2 separate regions of the Homo sapiens genome follow, and region 1 is linked to region 2. Evidence: chromatin loops called from intact Hi-C (ENCODE). Cell type or tissue: Caco-2. All regions are shown on one strand. Each heading gives the region's core, and the rest is flanking DNA. Links, peaks and the distances in the headings are about the cores only. Region 1 has its middle 110 kb from the start of FCRL5. Region 2 has its middle 96 kb from the start of LINC02772.

Evidence for each region. A loop is a pair of places that touch in the nucleus more often than their neighbours do. Peaks named below come from ENCODE experiments on the same cell type or tissue, not always from the same donor. Only the 100,000 strongest peaks of a DNase experiment are listed, where the experiment ranks them.
Region 1: a loop joins it to region 2, with 6 times the contacts of the local background. A loop is called at or near these places in 2 of 110 quality-filtered maps.

What each region holds. Positions count from the first base shown.
Region 1 is chr1:157,437,698-157,446,806 of GRCh38, forward strand. No RefSeq gene overlaps it. Among named protein-coding and RNA genes, the nearest start is that of FCRL5, 110 kb to the right of the region's middle. In Caco-2, for the core only: no CTCF peak of the experiment used is centred there; a DNase peak (open chromatin) is centred at 4,514.
Region 2 is chr1:157,366,071-157,375,179 of GRCh38, forward strand. No RefSeq gene overlaps it. Among named protein-coding and RNA genes, the nearest start is that of LINC02772, 96 kb to the left of the region's middle. RefSeq lists a silencer at 3,973-4,042. In Caco-2, for the core only: a CTCF peak has its summit at 4,019 (motif pointing right); DNase peaks (open chromatin) are centred at 1,311, 1,761 and 3,981.

The sequences.
Region 1 (9,109 bases), core at 170-8,169, 71 kb after region 2:
GTGGTCAGAAACTTCAAGGACCAGAAAACTGTCACCTCAGATTTTGGAGGAGTCTGTTGGGCTTAACATAATGCCAAAATATGAGTGTGCCCAGTTCTGAGGACACTTCTTTCCCAGGAGATTGGGGGTGCAGTGTGTTGTTGCTCACCATCTCCAGAAATATCCAACCTTCCCAGCCCCCAAGACCATAAGAGGTGGGGAGATCCAGAGACACCATAGTTGGTACATGTGCCAAAAAACTGCAGAAGGAGACAAATCAGGTACTTACCTCTACTCGGCTCTGAATAGCCATTGCATAAATGAGGAGTCATATTCGTAAGGATTGACCTCCAGATAAAAACTAATATCAGTTGAGGAAGATACAGGATGGCAGGTTTGGACTCATTATATTAAAAGAGCTTTCTATAGTTTGAGTCATCCAAAAAAGGAATAGAAGCTTTGGGACACAGTGAGATTCCTGTCAGTGGTGAAGCATATATATATACACAGGCACAGCCACTTGGTAGGGGTGTTAGAAGTGCAGGAGGAAGTAGGACTCCTGGTGAATTTCCTTCCAGTGACCCATTCCTAGATTTTAAGAAATCCTTGTATTGGTAGTCAGGTTTTCTAGAGAAACAGAACCGATAGTATACACACACACACACACACAAACCACATTTTCAGAATTGGCTCATGTGACTGTGGAGGCTTGGTGAATTCAAAATATGTTATGGGAGGCCATGAGGCTGGAGAATCAGGAAATACTTGAAGTTTGAGTCTAAAGGCAGAGTGCTAGAAAACCAGGAAGGGGCAGTGTTGCAGATAAAGTCTGAAGGCAATCTCCTAGGGAAGTTTTCTTGCTCAGGGTGGTCAGCCTTTTGTTCTATCAAGGGCTTCAGTTGACTGAATGAGGCCTCCCAACATTATGAAGGACAATCTGCTCTATTCAGTCTATTGATTTAAATGTTAATCTCATTCCCAAACATCCACACTGAAACAGTCAAAATAATGCATGACCATAAATCTGGGCACAATGACCCAGAAAATTTGATGAGACTTTATTTCATCTTTCTGTGGTTTGTCAATTTTCCAAGACACAATAAACCTTTCTATCTTCTGCCAAGCTTTAAAACATATTTGTTGGCACAGAAACTAGCAATTCTTTAGAGGCTTAAAGCAATTCACCAGTAATAGGACACCTCTCTAAGCAAGGCTGCAAGAGCTCTCTGATCTACAGAAATGCTAATCCTGAAGAGGAAGGAAAAACAAGCCAGGCAGTTTGTGGTAGTAATAAAGGTGGAGTTAAAAATGTATTTAAATAATATAAAGTTAAAAACTTTTACATATAATGTATCCAGTTGGTTCTTACTCTGCTACAAAGAAATACCCAAAAGTGTGTAATTTATAAGGAAAAGAAGTTTAATTGACTCACAGTTCCACATGGCTGGGAAAGCCTCAGGAAACTTACAATCATGGCAGAAGGTGATGGGGAAGGAAGGCACCTTCCTCACAAGGCAGCAGAAAAAAGAAGTGCTGAGGAAAGGGGAAAAAGCTCCTAATAGAACCATCAGATCTTGTGAAAACTCATTCACTATCACAAGAACAGCATGGGCATAACTGCCCCCATCATTCAATTACCTTCCACCAGGTTTCTCCTATGACATGTGGGGATTATGGAAACTCCAATTCAAGATGACGTTTGGGTGGGGTCACAGCCAAACCATATAATTCTGCCTCTGGCTTCTCTCAATTCTCATGTCCTCACATTTCAAAACACAGTCATGCCTTTTCAATAGTCCTGGAAAGTCTTAGCTCATTCCAGCATCAACCCAAAAGTCCAAGTCCAAAGTTTCATCTGATACAAGGCAAGTCCCTTGTGCCTGTGAGCCTGTAAAGTCAAAAAGAAGTAGTTACTTCCTAAATACAAAGTGGGTACAGGCATCGGGTAAATACACCCATTTCAAATTGGAGAAATAGGCCAAAACAAAGGGGCTACGGGCCACATGGAAGTTCAAAATCCAATAGGGCAGTCATTAAACAATAAAGTTCAAAAATGATCTCCTTTAACTCCATGTCTCCTATCCAGGTCACACTGATGCAAGAGGTGAGCTCTTGCAGCCTTGGGTAGCTCCATTCGTGTAGCTTTGCAGGGTACAATCTCACTCTCACTTCCTTTCACAGCTGGCATTGAGTGTCTGTGGCTTTTCCAGGCACTCAGCTCAAGTTGTCGGTGGATCTACCATTATGGGGTCTGTAGGATGGGGGCTGTCTTCTCACAGCTCCACTAGGCACTGCTCCAGTGGTGACTCTGTGTGGGGGCTCCAACCCCACATTTCTCTTTTGCACTGCCCTAGCAGAGGTTCTTCATGAGGTCTGAAACCCTGCAGCAGACTTCTGCCTGAACATCCAGGCATTTTCATACATCCTGTGAAATCTAGGTGGAGGTTCCCAAAACTCAATTCTTGTCTTCTGTACACTTGCAGGTGCAACACCACGTTGAAGCTACCAAGGCTTGGGGCTTGTGCCCTCTGAAACAAGGGTCTGAGCTGTACCCTGGCCCTTTTTAGCCACAGCTGGAGTGGCTGGGATGCAGGGCACCATATTCCAAGGCTGCGCAGAGCAGGGGTGCCCAGGGCTTGGCCCAGGAAACTTTTTTCTCCTAGGTCTCCATGTTTGTGATGGGAGGGTCTGCCTTGAAGGCCTCTGACATGCCCTGGAGGCATTTTCCTCATTGTTTTGGTGATTAACATTTAGCTCTTTATTACTTATGCAAATTTCTGCAGTTGGCTTGAGTTTCTCCTTAGAAAATGGATTTTTCTTTTCTGTCATATCACCAGACTGCAAATTTTTCAAATTTTTATGCCATGCTTCCCGTTGAAGACTTTGCCACCTAAAAAATTTCTTCTGGGAGATACCATAAATCATCTCTCTCAAATTCAAAGTTTCAAAGATCTCTGGGGAGGGGCAAAATGCCACCAGTCTCTGCTAAAGCATTGCAAAAGTGACCTTTATTCCAGTTCCCAACAAGTTCCTCATCTCCATCTGAGACCACTTCAACCTGGACTTTATTGTCCATATCACTATCAGCATTTTGGTCAAAGCCATTCAACAAGTCTTTAGGAAGTTCCAAACTTTTCCCCATTTTTCCATCTTCTTCTGAGCCTCCCAAACTGTTCCAACCTCTGCCTGTTATCCAGTACCAAAGTCACTTCCACATTTTTCCGTATCCTTATAGCAGTGCCACATTCCCTCAATGCCAACTGACTATATTAGTTTTTTCTCATACTGCTATGAAGAAGTACCTGAGACTGAGTAATTTATAAAGAAAAGAGGTTTAGTTGACTCACAGTTTTGCATAGCTGGGAAAGCCTCAGGAAACTTACAATCATGACAAAAGGTGATGGGAAAGAAAGGCACCTACTTCACAAGGAGGAAAGAAGGAGAAGTGCTGAGCAAAGTGGAAAAAAGCCCCTGATAAAACCATCAGATCTTGTGAGAACTCACTCACTATCATAAGAACAGCATGGGGGTAACCACCCCCATGATTCCATTACCTCCCAATGGGTCCCTCTCATGATGACATATGGGTAGGGACACAGCAAAACCATATCACATAACGTAAAATTTTATCCATTTTTCTAACATTGCCTTCCTATCATCACACTGTAAAACAAACTAGTTTCCTCTTAACTCATCAATGACACCTAAACTCCTTTTCCTCATGCTGTATCTACTTTCCCTATGTCTGTCTAGAACTCATAGAACTCATAATGGCAGCAACTTTCTTCTCCAGCTCCCTGCAGCAGATGCAGGGACACTGCAGGCTCTCTTACCTTTCCTGCCAATGAAGCAAAGGTGGCCTCACCTCCCTGGTAAATGTGCCCTTAATGCAGCCAAGACTGCCCTGGCTCAGGATTCCCAGCCTCCTCACCACCAAAGGGCCATTTCCAACCAAATATGCTGCATTTGTACATCATAAAGGAGTGCCCTTGTCTTTTCGTTCTCCAAAGACATCAGAACCTGAACAGCACACCTGCCCCAAGACCAAACTGAGGGTCAGGCTGCTTATTCTCACAGCCAAATAATGAGATGCAGATGGACTGGGAAAGGAGGATGTTTATTTCTGTAACCCGGTACAGGCAGAAGGTCTGGAAATTATCCCCAGACCAACTCAAAATTACAAAGTTTTCCAGAGCTTATATACCTTCTGAACTACATGTCTACATGTAAATGTCCATTCATTTAAAGACATAAGTGATTGACTTCTTCTAATCTATAACTAAGATCTGAGTCCTGAAGACCTTCCTCTGGAGCCTCAGTAAATTTTCTTAATCTAAATGGAAGCAGATGTGGAGTGATTACACTTACTTCATCTCCTGCTAAGACATGGAGCTTTGAGGAGTTTCTTCAGACCCCCAATAAACTTGTTTGTAGAGGCCTGGGGACTTTCTTCAGATGAAACCTGTTTAATCCTAAATGGGTCCTGTTAAGAATTCCTTCATTATCTTGTCAGGCTTCAAGGCCCAGGAAAGGCCTAGGCAAAACTCTTGGTGACCTTTTGTTACATTCCAGTCTTTGTATAAGGGCACTGACTCTTTCAGCTTTTAATAATTAACTTAACCAGTCAGTACTAAAACAGTTGTTATGGAGGCCTACATTAGGGAGACCTGGCCTGCCATAATCTCCACTGTCAATTTGCGCATGATTTCTATCATGCTTGTATATTTATTTATCATAAGAATCATAGGGAGATGGGGCATCATAATGTTTCTAGCTACTTCCTGCTGAGAGGGGGTAATTGTTATGGGGCACCGAATGCAGCATTGGAGTGGAAAAGGTCAATTTGTTGCCAGTTGTACTCTCTATTTTGGGGGCTTAGGAGCAGCATCTGCTGAAACATAACAGTATGCAACAGCAACACATATAAGTAGATTGCTGCTGTTTTCTTCTGAAGTTTAAGTTATCTAGTCTTCAGTTTTCAGGGCTTTAAGAAGGCACAGCTTAGGCTGCAGTGATTTCCAATTAGGAAAAATGGGAACAAAAAAAAAAAGAAAAAGACAAAAACTGAAAGCACTTTTTGGAGATTTGTAGCCAGGAAAATTAGAATTTAATCCAAACTGCACAAAATAATAAAAATTGAGAAAACATTAGGCAAGATGAGAATCTAACAAAGGTTAGTGTACTATAGTTTTTGAAACATTATTTTACTCTCAAATTTCCAATTGTTACTAAAGACAAATTATGGTAGGCCTGATTTGCTTTATTATAATTGGTCAGATTGTTTGAGTAAAGTGCAGCAAGAATAATTATTTTTCACATAAGCCTTTTAAATTGGCTTTGATGGAACTTTGTTCCATGGAAGGAATCTAAGATGAGACCTTTTAAGGCCAAGCCTAGCCATGGATTTGTACCATCAAATATCTATGAGTTGGGTGAATTCCTCTCCTCTTGAAATTCTAAGATAACTTGGGGCTCCTGGCCTGTCAGAAAGTGACATTCTTTACTTACACAAATCAGGAACCTTGTACATGGACTGTGTAGACAAGGTATGAGGCTTTCCCAATGGGCTTTTATTGGCTCTATAAGTCCAGTTTGATTCCTTAAAGAAAAGCACATCATTCCCGTCAAAGCCTTGGTAAAAATAACCCGTTTTTCCAATTGTGTCCTGTTATAAATGTAAACAGGTTCTTATGGCACTTATGCAAGTAACTATATTGCCATAAGTTAAGCATATTCATAATAGTTTACAAATTCTGGAGAAATCAAGTAGAGATAAAAAAAAGCTCCAAATATTGTTCCTAAGGGTCCACTTTACATAATTGTTAAAAGCTGTCAAGAGTGTAAAAGGTTTTTTTACTCTAAAAGCAAAACAGCAACGTTTTAAGCAAAAAGTCAAAAAGATTATTTCAGTCTCCCATTCGTTCAGCTCATGCAGTTAATTCCTGTCCTGCTTCATATTAATGAACATTTTATCTCTCCAAGGGTCCTGAACATTTTTCCTCTATTCTGATGTCACAATCTCCAAAGTGATAAGAAACCTGCATTCAAGAGCACCTGTTAGAGCTTTATAGTTGATTATAAAACCAGCTTCTAAAGAGGACCAAAACAAGACAACAATTGTTGATGGGTGACAAAAAGTCTTAGGGTGGCCATAGTCAAAGACACAGTTGACAATCTGTTACCTCTGTGACACACAATAATTTAACATAAAAATTATAATTATTACTGATAATGTACACTGAGATATCAGAATTATAGGAGTTTCCCATAACTTTGGTACACATACCAGTAACATATTTATACAAATATAACCCAAAGTAAGCCAAACACCATTTTATATTTGACAATGCTTTTTGTATGATTTTTGTACCACATAAGTGAAAATTCACCTTTACATTAGTGTACTATTAATGTTAAACCCAATTCTTAATAAAACCTTATAGACATATCTACCCAATTTTAATGTTTGATCATAAGGTAAGATTCTCATAAACCTTTTATAATCTTTTACTATTTTTGTTGAAGAGGAGTTTAGTGTTCTAAGAGAAACCTGTTGTGCTTTTATTTCAGTGTTCAATTTACAGAAAAGCTGGGTAATATCCCTTTAAATTTAGCCAATATGTTCACACACAATTTATTTTACAATTAATTTTCTCATAAACCTTCCACAACTTGCTTAAACCTTCAGCTTTATTTTATTTAAAACAATCCTTTAATCTTTTAGACAAAAAAATCGACATTCTCACGCATTATTATAATCTTTTTTTTACCAAAAGTATATTTTTTTACACAACTTGCATGTAAAATTGTCTCTTCAGTAGTCTCAAATACATGTTACACTGTTAGCTCTTAGCAAATTTTACTTCTAGTGAAAACTTTGGTAAGTTTGGGATTTTAATTATGTAACAGGTGTGGGGCCTAGGACCTAGACAGAAGTGCAGATAAGGTTTGACTTTTTCTAGCATCTAACTCCATGTGTCCCAGGCCTTACCTAGCTGTAAAGCAGACAAGTTGTACAGTTAAGAGTCATAGTTGCCTTTTATGAAGCATTTAGGAGGCCTAATTACCTTTAAATGGTACAATGTTTTTGTATAAATTCCCTTTCATAAATTCTTTCAGGACTTTCATCCCTCTTTCTAACCATACCTCTTTCTAAAACAACCAGTCATTTTATTCTAGGACTAAATTTCCCATACAAGATTCTCTTTTATGTAAAGTCATTTTTCTTCAAGCTTTTTACCAAAAATAACTGTTTTTATAACTTTATATCTCTCATATTTTCTGGTTCCCTTTACCTTGTTTTATGTATAACTAAATAAGCTTTGAATTCGACAAAAAGTATTTACCCTTTAAAAGGATAGTTTTTATAAAGAATGTTTTCCTATATTTTTATTGGAAAATACCCAAATAATATCTATTGTTTAACTTAATGTAACTTTAGATTTCAGATTATGACAAGTTTGTCTATAAGTATTTATCCCATTACATTTACCTAATTATTTGTTTACCTAGATTATTCAGGAAAACTGTGATAGTTGTTATTTAATGTTATAAAACTGCCATTGCAAAAGTATTACTGAGACAGTGAAAAAGACTTCTTGCTTCTGACCTCCAAGCTATTCTTATTAAGGTAGTTTATAGTTTAGCTTTGAAACAAAGATGATAACAAAACAAACCTCCTTCACCCCTGTGAACTAGACTGCCTAAAGCCACAAGACTAGAAGTTATGGTATTTTGCTAAATAATTCGAGATGTAGCTATTGTGTCCGGAATTGGTGGGTTCTTGGTCTCACTGACTTCAAGAATGAAGCCGCGGACCCTTGCGGTGAGTATTACAGCTCTTAAAAGTGGCGTGTCTTAAGTTTGTTCCTTCTGATGTTCGGATGTGTTCGGAGTTTCTTCCTTCTGGTGGGTTCATGGTCTTGCTGGCTCAGGAGTGAAGCTGAGGACCTTGGCGGTGAGTGTTACAGCTCTTAAGGCGGCGCGTCTGGAGTTGCTCCTTCCTCCTGGTGGGTTTGTGGTCTCGCTGGCTTCACGAGTGAAGCTGCAGACCTTCGCGGTGAGTATTACACTTTATAAAGGCAGTGTGGACCCAAAGAGCAACAGAACAAACCTTCCGCACCGTGGAAGGGAACCCTACCAGGTTACCACTGCTGGCTCGCGCAGCCTGCTTTTATTCTCTTATCTGGCCACACCCACATCGTGCTGATTGGTCCATTTTACAGAGAGCCCAGGGGTCTGTTTTGACAGGGTGCTGATTGATGCGTTTACAATCCCTGAGCTAGACACAAAGGTTCTCCAAGTCCCCACTAGATTAGCTAGATACAGAGTGTAGACACAAAGGTTCTCCAAGTCCCCACCAGAGTAGCTAGATACAGAGTGTCGATTGGTGCATTCACAAACCCTGAGCTAGACACAGGGTGCTGATTGGTGTGTTTACAAACCTTGAGCTAGATACAGAGTGCCAATTGGTGTATTTACAATCCCCTAGCTAGACATAAAGGTTCTCCAAGTCCCGACCAGTCAGGAGCCCAGCTGGCTTCACCCAGTGGATCTCCCACGGGGGCTACAGGTGGAGCTGCCTGCCAGTCCCGCGCCATGCGCCCACACTCCTCAGCCCTTGGGTGGTTGATGGGACTGGGCGCCATGGAGCAGGGGGCTGCACTCATCTGGGAGGCTGGGGCTGCACAGGAGCCCACGGAGTGGGGGGAGGCTCAGGCATGGCCGGCTTCAGGTCCCCAGCCCTGCCCCGCGGGAAGGCAGCTAAGGCCCGGCGAGAAATTGAGCGCAGCGGCTGTGGGCCGGCACTGCTGGGGGACCCAGCACACCCTCCGCAGCCGCTGGCCCGGGTGCTAAGCTCCTCATTGCCCAGGGCGGCAGGGCCAGCCGCCGCTCCGAGTGCGGGGCTCGCCAAGCCCACGCCCACCCGGAAATCCAGCTGGCCCGCAAGCGCCCCGTGCAGCCCCGGTTGCCGCTCGCGCCTCTCCCTCCACACCTCCCTGCAAGCTGAGGGAGCCGGCTCCGGCCTTGGCCAGCCCAGAAAGGGGCTCCCACAGTGCAGCGGCGGGCTGAGGGGCTCCTCAAGCGCCGCCAAAGTGGGAGCCCAGGCAGAGGAGGCGCCGAGAGCGAG
Region 2 (9,109 bases), core at 460-8,459:
GATTTGAGTGTAGTGCAGCTTTTTAACTTCCGTTAAAAAAATACTTGATTCAAGTACTGGTCTTTCTTTAGGCCAAATTAATTAGAGCTCTTTTTACAGACATTACACATAATAACACACACAGACAGGCAGAAGAAAACCCAGTCCCTACGAGATTCTTTTTCACAATGAAAAACTTTATGGAGAGTACAAACAGTGATAGTTGTGGGGCTTGGCCTAGTAAAACGTCTTCTAAAAAAAACCCAAAAAACAAAAACAAAAATCTTGCTTAAAACTTAACTGCTGACAGGGTAGAGAAGAGGGTAAAAAAGAGAATAGTTTAAAAATGCCTGGGGAAGAATCTCTTATTCTTAGGCAAGGGGTTCCTCTACCAAGAGAAAAGCTTAATTACTGTCCAATGGAGCTGAACCCCTTGACCAGAGAAGGAGAAGGCTCCAGTGGCTTGTGGTGGAAAATGCCAGCCAGCTGGCTCTGTGAGACCCTTGGGCCATGCATCCCAGCCCTGGCAGGGAGGGGAGAGCAGTGGGGAGCTGCTGCTCACCAGTGGGTCCTGAAAAAGGAAGGAAAATGCTACTAAAAGTCCCAGGAGCTAAGGGGGTTGGGGGCATGGTTTTATCTACTCTCAGGAGTCTGAGGATGAAAAGGCTTAGGAGCAACAGCGAGAGGTTTTGAGTCCCCATTTCATTCACTGCTTCTCTAGCCAAACGTTGGGTGCCAAAAATGTTGCAGAACTTTTCCTTAGTTCAGCTAAAAACAAGGTTCTTTCTCCCACAGCCATGAAAATTCAGGCTTGCAGACAATTTAAATGGTGAGTAAGACAGGGTTGTGGTGGGTGAAAAGGAAGGGGCAAGGAAGAACTCTTGGAAGGTGAGAGTCCCTGCTGGAGCATTTCCCTCCCACTTTTCAAATCCCAGGTTCCACACAGGAAGAGGAGAGGCCCGAGTCCTCCCCACTGCAAAGAGTGCAAATTTCTGTGGCTCCACCCCAGTGTGCAGGCTGGTTAGAGTATTTCTGGGGAGCCCCCTGCCACCTGCCTCTCTCACATGGATGACTCTCAAATGCATTATTCCAAGCAAAAGAAGCTATTCTCAAAAGACTGCAAACTGTGTGATTCCATGTTGATGACACTCTTACAAGACAAAACTATGGGGACAGCAAACATACCAGTGGCTGCCAGAGATCATGGTAGAAAAAGAGGTTCACAACCAAGGGAAATAAGAGAAGGAGTTGTGGTCAGAGATAACTCTGACTTCCTGGTTGTCACTCCTGCCCCCACATGGCGTGTGACTTGTTTCAGCTCCCCAAGGCTTAAGGTGCTATCCTGGGAAGCAGTGGGTTTCTCCTTCCCTGGAATTAACCAAGCAGAGGCTGGAGGAACTCTTAGCAGAGAGGTGACAGAAGTCCTGAAAGCTTTTGCCACTGACAGACAATAAATACATATTTCACCACTGACCCTATGACATGCAATAACTCTAGTCATTTCTTTTCTCTTCTCCCCTCTCCTCCTATCCCCTCCTCCTCTCTGTTTTCTTCTTCTCTATGGGTGGGGCCCAGCAATCTATGGTTCAACGGGCGTTTCAGGTGATCCTGTTGCTTCCTAGAGTTTGAGAGTCACTGCCTTAGGGAAAAGAATAGATGTGCTCCAAATTGCAAACAGGTAGGGAAAGAATTGCACCTTCATGACGATGAAAGAGTCAAAGGTGGCCTTGTACTTAACGTGTCATAATATCTGCAGTTGGAGGCTCAGGAGTTCGATCCACAGAGCAAACTCAATGAGAACACAGGGTCAGCATCCACAAACATCCTCAGAAGGGTGAAGCCTTTCAACTGTGATGCCTTCAGGAAAAATCCACAGAGGCCAGGAAGAAAAGTGATGGCAACAAAAAGTTGTTTCAAGCAAATGGGATAAAATTAGTAAGGTCATGGGTAAAATGCAGTTAAGAGATTATGAGATATTCATCCCAAGTATGATGGTGACCAAAGTCCTATTTACAAAGAGGAGATTTATGGGGATCCTGAGATAAGAAGAACTTGTGTTCAAACAAGATATTTAAAAACAAAAACTCTCATGGTTCTACAGACCTGAGAATGGGGTTAACAAGACAGTTCTCATTAAATGAAGGAGGTAGCCTAATAAATTAAGGGGATCATGAGGCCTCTGGACTCCAGTCTTCCCAGATTTGGGAAAGATCAGATGCATATGGTTTCTGCATTTTGATTCTCAGCCATGATTCGAGGCCTTTCCTTAGAATCAGGTGCCTGGCTTCGTGGTCTCCATGCCATAGGCCCTGGACCTGAGCTGTTTGTGGCAGGTTCTGTTCTCTGGGCATGTTGTACTGGGGGCCCTGACCATCCTCTTCATGTTTGATTTCCTGCTCTTGTGTGACCTGCCTAAACTTGACAGGAGTTTCTTTGTGACACTGCATCCTTTTCCTGAGAGCATGCTGACATTTGGCCCCATTTGGGGAAACTCTGGCAACATGGCAGAGCACAAATGAATGAAATTCCAGGCATTCCATTTGGAGGCAGGGATGGTCCGTCCGGAGACACAGGTGGGTCTAAAATCCTGCAAAGATTGGAAGGGCTTCATGTGGCCTAGGAATGATGACAGATTTGTGGGTCTTAACAGTGACCACCATATGGAGACACATTCCAAGAACAGAAGTTGAGTGTGCAAGGTCTGCAGACAGACGCCCAGCTCTGTCACTTTCTAACTGGGTGTGCCTGGACAACTTATGAAAAGTAGTTTCACATCTTTCTAAAATGGAAATATGAATATATTAATGGTACCTACTGTTATAGGGCCAATAGGTTTCTATGACCGCTGTGCAGTAACAGACCACTTACACTAGGTCAGCAGGGTTTGCAGCAGAGAAAGAGTTTAGTGATCACAGGGCACTGAGTGAGAAGATAGAAGAAGATCCTCAAATCCATCTCCCTGAGAAGTTCTGGGCTGGGGTTTTTAAGGATATCGTGGAGGGTGAGATGCCAGAAAATTGGGGTTGTTGATTGGTTGGGGTAAGGGGGAAGAAATAATCAGCAATTGGAAACTGCATATTTTGGTGAGTCAGCTGCTCCTGGGATCATTCAGACCCACTGAGTCAGTAGTTTAATCAGTATGCAAGACCTGAGGGAATATCTCAAAGGGAAAACATAACATTTCAAGTTGTTATTTATAGAACAGTTGATAGGAACTATAATCTTAAAAGAGGATCTACATGATTCTGAGGCCATAGGCACCAAACAACTGTGGGGAAGCAGTTAGAAAGCAGCAGACCTCATGATTAGTGCTGAAGGTGCTGCAAGCTCGGTTTATTTTCACTTCTACCCTCTTCCTCTCCCTGTCCCCAATCCCAGGATTCAGAAAGACAATTATGAGAGTTCAGAGGTGTTGGTGCCTCTATGATGCTGCAAGCAACATTTTCCAGGATGGCCTTGAGCTTGGGTGGGAAAGCAGGCATGGTAATGGGAATGGGTCAGGCACAGGCTGCTGAGGACAGAGCATTGGAAAGACCATCATGACCTTTAGAATTCTGTAATCAGTGGATTTGACCTTTCATAAATTGCCTGAAGTTCTGTAGCATGTAGCAATTCATAAATTTACAAATACAAAAACATTGCATTGTGTATTCTCTGAGGTTGGTGTATTGTAGATGGCTTAGCTAGTGAGTGAGCCTAGTAGGCTGCCAAGTGATCCTAAAATCATGGCTTAGTGGCTCTCGTGCTGTACATTGTTGAACCACTCTAACTGTTAGAAATGCCTTCCTGAAAACTTTCTCCTTCTAAAAGTCATCATTTGTATCTACATTTTGTTCCTAGTATACAAAGTGTCATTCCCTCCTCCATAAAGTCGCTTCAAATAGCTGAAGAGCTACAGCGTGGAACAGGCCAATATGGGAGACACCAGGGACTGGTAGGCCCTCATTTCAACACCGCATCAGAGGAATCCAGAGGCTTATCTAAGGGAGAACCTGTTTGTCATTGAAATCGTCCACCATTCAATGAAGTTGCAGTTCTTGCTTGAACCACTAGGTGTCACTGACACTATGCGTGGCAGACACTAGTGTGGGGCTGAGAATGAGTCCCCTGTTAAAAGTCAAACATGCCCTTTGAATCCCAATTTTGACTTAAATTGTTTTATTATCACATTACTCAAAGGCATACAAACAAAATCTAGACACCGTATGCTTATCTCAAAACAATAAAATTAAAAGTATAGAAATAGAAACAAAGCAATAACATTCAAGTTAATTTAATGTGCTAGGTAATGTTATTCTACTGGAACTAAATGGGTGATTTGGACTTTTTAACATCACTAATGTGCATTCATATTTTTTTGGTCTACTGGTCATGGACTTAAGTCTATTTACTACCCATATGATGGACCAACATTTGAGTCATTTTAAAAACTTTTACTTAAAAACTAGCTATTTTAAAAATCATCAACCCATCCTTTTCAGGTGCCAATAGATTGAAGAATACAACTCCAACAATTCAATTCAATTATACCCCATTTTACGCAATCCCTTGCTGTACTGATTCATTATAATGCTAATTACCTTTGAAATATTTCAAAAATGTTTCAAATATTTCAATCCCTTGCTGTATTGATTCATTATAATGCTAATTACATTTGAAATATTTCCCTAAAAGAGTTATATGTAAATACAAACTATTGCAGTAGCTAGTAATATTTTCTTTGTGTCCTTCAGTGAATGAGAGCTAGCCAGACCTTGGGGAGCAGAAACTACCAGGTCTGCTCCATCCTTCCTGACACTGCCACCAGGTGCAACTTGGGTCAAGCAGTGCAGCTGCTTCACCCCTGCCCTGTAGGTCTCTGTGGTCTCAAGGCCCCAACACACGTGCCTCCACCAGCTTTGTCATCAGAGGCAACATACCCCAGAACCATCGGCTGCTGACACTGGGTTTCAACTATGAGGCCAAATACGTGGGTTACCCACCCTGCCCTGCCCTGCTCAGCTCAGCTCAGCCATCACAGGTCTGGACCTTCAGGCGCGAACTCTGAAAGGAGTCTTAAGCAGAACAGCATCATATCCTGGGAGCACAACTGGGAAGCTGGGAATCCATGTGTGGGTTCCATCCCTCCCTAGCCTCTGCAAATTAACATATAAGGAGAAGAGTCCCATTAATTCACCCAAGTTACCAGCTCTTTCCCACAGTGGTGCTACACACACCAAGAAATGTGAGGATGTGGCTAGGCATCTGTTAGAAAAATTTCCAAATATTCCATTGTAATTACTGGTCTCTCTAATATCTGCAGTGGGAGCTGATCTGCATTGAGTAAGCATCTCAAGAGTGAAGAATGGCTTGATTCCAAGTGAACTCAAATCTCAGCCTTACAACAGCCAAGATACCCTGCTCTGCCTTTTGTTTCAGGAAACAAACTTTGTAGCTTCTGCAAAGCTCTTCATCCTTACTCAAGAAATTCTCCCAGAAGGGTTTGCAATGAGCATGTTGTTTTCTCTCTCTCTTTCTTTCTTTCTCTCTCTCTCTTTCTTTCTTTCTCTCTCTCTTTCTCTCTTTCTTTTTTTTTTGACAGAGTCTTGTTCTATTTCCCAGGCTGGAGTGCAGTGACATGATCTCAGCTCACTGCAACCTCCGCCTCCTGGGTTCAATTGATTCTTCTGCCTCAGCCTCCTGAGTAGCTGGGATTACAGGTGTGTACCACCATGCCTGGCTAATTTTCTGTTTCTCAGTAGAGATGTTGTTTCACCATGCTGACCAGGCTGGTCTCGAACTCCTGACCTCATGATCCACCCACCTTGGCCTCCCAAAGTATGGGGATTACAGGCGTGAGCCACCACGCCCAGCCGCCTGCTGTTTTCTTTAGGCTCTGCTCCCAGAGATAGTAACACAAATGATACTGGTTACCAAGTTGGTGGGCCTTGCAGAAACTAAAATACACACTCACAGATATGAACATTAATGGGGCACTACCATCACTGGAAAACACTGCATAAGCCCAGGACACTGACCTGAAGTGCAAATGTTTTCAACAAATTCAGAGAAAGACCATAGAAACTAAGCTTTCAGAAGATAGCTACCCACAGTCCAGCCTCTAAACCCACCTGTGTCTACACAGTAGATAAGCAGAGAACATCAACATGTGTCTCTCTCAACTTAAGTTCCAGGGGGAAGATGCAAACAGAAAGGGGAGACATGGTTTGACTCATGATATCATCAGAAAAATGACAGACCAGGCCAGACAGTCCCCCATTCCCATGTAAGAAGAAAAACAGTACATGAATCTAATATGCAGTTGTAGAAAAGTTAAAATTTTTCTCTAAGAAACACAAGGAAACTTTGTTAATATACTTTAAACTGATGAATTGTACTGGATGTAAACTGGACCTCAATAGAAGCCATCAGCCCCTGAATCACACTTGCTCCCTCCTATCTCAGACCTTCTCACACACCACTCCCTCTGCCTGGAATGTCACGTCCATTTCCTCCCAGTTCCCAGCTCTTTCATGCTACATCTGATCTGCAGTGTTTTGCTTCTGAACCATTTATTATTTGTAATTAAAAGTTATGTGTGCCTGTTGCTTTTAACATGTGGTTCTCTCTGCATACATACGCTCCATGAAGGGCTGTTTTCTCATCATCAGATGAGCCCATCTGGGAATGTGGATTGAAACTACCACCTCTTGCCCCATCCTGGAACTGTGAAAAACCGAAGATCTCTCTAAGAAGACTCTGATCAAATCCTTTTCTGGCAGCGGGGGTCAGTCCCCACCAGGGTCTATATTGCCCTTGAGCCTTGAAGACCCCTAGGTTTGAATTATTTTTTTACAGGAAGAAAATGTAAAAATAAAATAAAATACTGAAATATATATATGTATATATATATATATATATTTTTTTTTTTTTGAAATGGAATTTCGTTCTTGTTGCTCATGCTAGAGTGCAATGGCGTGATCTTGGCTGATTAGAACCTTGGCCTCCCGGGTTCAAGCAAGTCTCCTGCCTCAGCCTCCTGAGTAGCTGGGATTACAGGCATGTGCCACAATGCCCGGCTGATTCTGTATTTTTAGTAGAGATGGGGTTTCTCCATGTTGGTCAGGCTGGCCTTGACCTCCCGACCTCAGGAGATCCGCCTGCCTCGGCCTCCCAGAGTGCTGGGATTAAGGGTGTGGGCCACTGCGCCCTGCCTGAAATAGTTTTTAAAACGAAATAAAAAGATAATCCACAGGTGGGAGAAATTATTTGCATTTGTATATGTGATAAGGTATTTTTATCCAGGATATATGAATAACTTTCACAACTGAAGAATAAACAGACAAATAACCTAATTTACAAATAGGCAAATGATCTAATAGGCATTTCCCCAAAGAAGATATACAAATGGCCAATACACACATGAAAAGGTGCTTGACAGCATTAGTCATCAGGAAAATGCAAACCAAAACCTTGAGATACCACTTTACATCCATCAGGATAGCTAGAATCAAAAAGTTCATAACGACAAGTGCTGGCAAAGATGTGGAGGAATTGAAGCCCTCATACATTGATGGCGAAGTGCAGCTGTGTTAGAAGGCAGTCTGTCAGTTTCTCATATGATTGAACATAGAATTTTACCGTATAATCCAGCAGTTCCACTTCTAGGCATATACCCAAGAGAAATGAAAACACATGTTCACACAGAAACTTGCACATGAGTGTTTATAGCAGCATTGTTCATAATAGCCAAATGGTGGAAACAACTCAGTGGATGAATGAATAGATAAGTAAAAAATTGTATATCCATATAATGCGATATTAGAACTGAACTATAACACAACACTGATGAACCTTGAAATCTTGTGCTGAATTAAAGAAGCCAGTCACAAAAGACCACATCTATTTGATTCCACTCCTATGAAAGTCCAGAATAGGAAACTCTATAGCGACAGAAATTAGATTAGGGCTGAGGAAAGATGGGGAATAGGAGAAAATGGGTGGATGGCTGAAGGATACAAACTTTTTTTGAGGTAATAATGTCCTGGCCTGGCACGGTGGCTCGTGCCTGTAATTCCAGCACTTTGGGAGACTGAGGCAGGTGGATCACGAAGTCAGGAGTTTGAGACCAGCCTGACAGACATGCTGAAACCCCATCTCTACTAAAAATAATAATTAAAAGAAGTAGCCGGGCATTGTGGTGTGTGCCTGTAATCCCAGCTACTCAGGAGGCTGAGGCAGGAGAATCACTTGAACTGGGGAGGCGGAGGTTGCAGTGAGCCAAGATCGCACCACTCCACTCCAGCCTGGGCAACAGAGCAAGACTCCATCTCAAAAAAAAAAAAAAAAAAGTTCTAAAATGGACTGTTTTGATGGCTGCACAAACTTGTGAATATATTAAAAAGTATTGAAATGTACACTTTAAATGGGGAAATATATGGTATGTAAATTATGTCCAAGCTAAGTTGTTTTCTTTTTAAACACTGTATTGGAAGTATAGAAAAAATGATACGGGGCCAGACTGATCTGAGTTTGAATTTTTGCTCCAGTATTTACCAGCCTTGGATCTGGATTAAGTCCCTTTGATCCTCTAAACCTTGTTTTCTCATCTATAAAGTGAATACATTGATTATACCCACCACAAAGAGTTATTTTGGGAATTGAGATAATGCATATCAAGTGCTTAGCCTCATTGCCTTGTACATAGTAGGCACTAAATGACTGTTAACTGAATGAAATATTCAGGGAGCACACAGCCAGATGTAAACACGTAGAGCAGATGCCCAGGGCCCCCAGAGATTATTCAGAAGCCTGCAAATAAATTTGTTAGAAGAGCAGATTTTGTCCTTTGGTGAGGACAGCTTTCCAAAGGGATAAAACCTATTTCAAAGCCCTAAGGATAGGGACACCCAGGCCAATCAATTAGTAGTAGACATTTTTTCTGGGTGGGAGTGGGGATGTTCTTTGCATGGTTAGATTCTAATAAATGGGCCCTCCTGCATCTGCCCACCCTACAGGGAATGGGGACAGTGGACTTCCCTCCTTCCCTCTGCACATTCCCTGACCAGAAGGTCCAGGGGAAAGGATGGGCAGAGAGCAGAGTAGTTACATAGGTGTGATGGGCAGAGGCCAGATCTCCCTCCAGGTCATG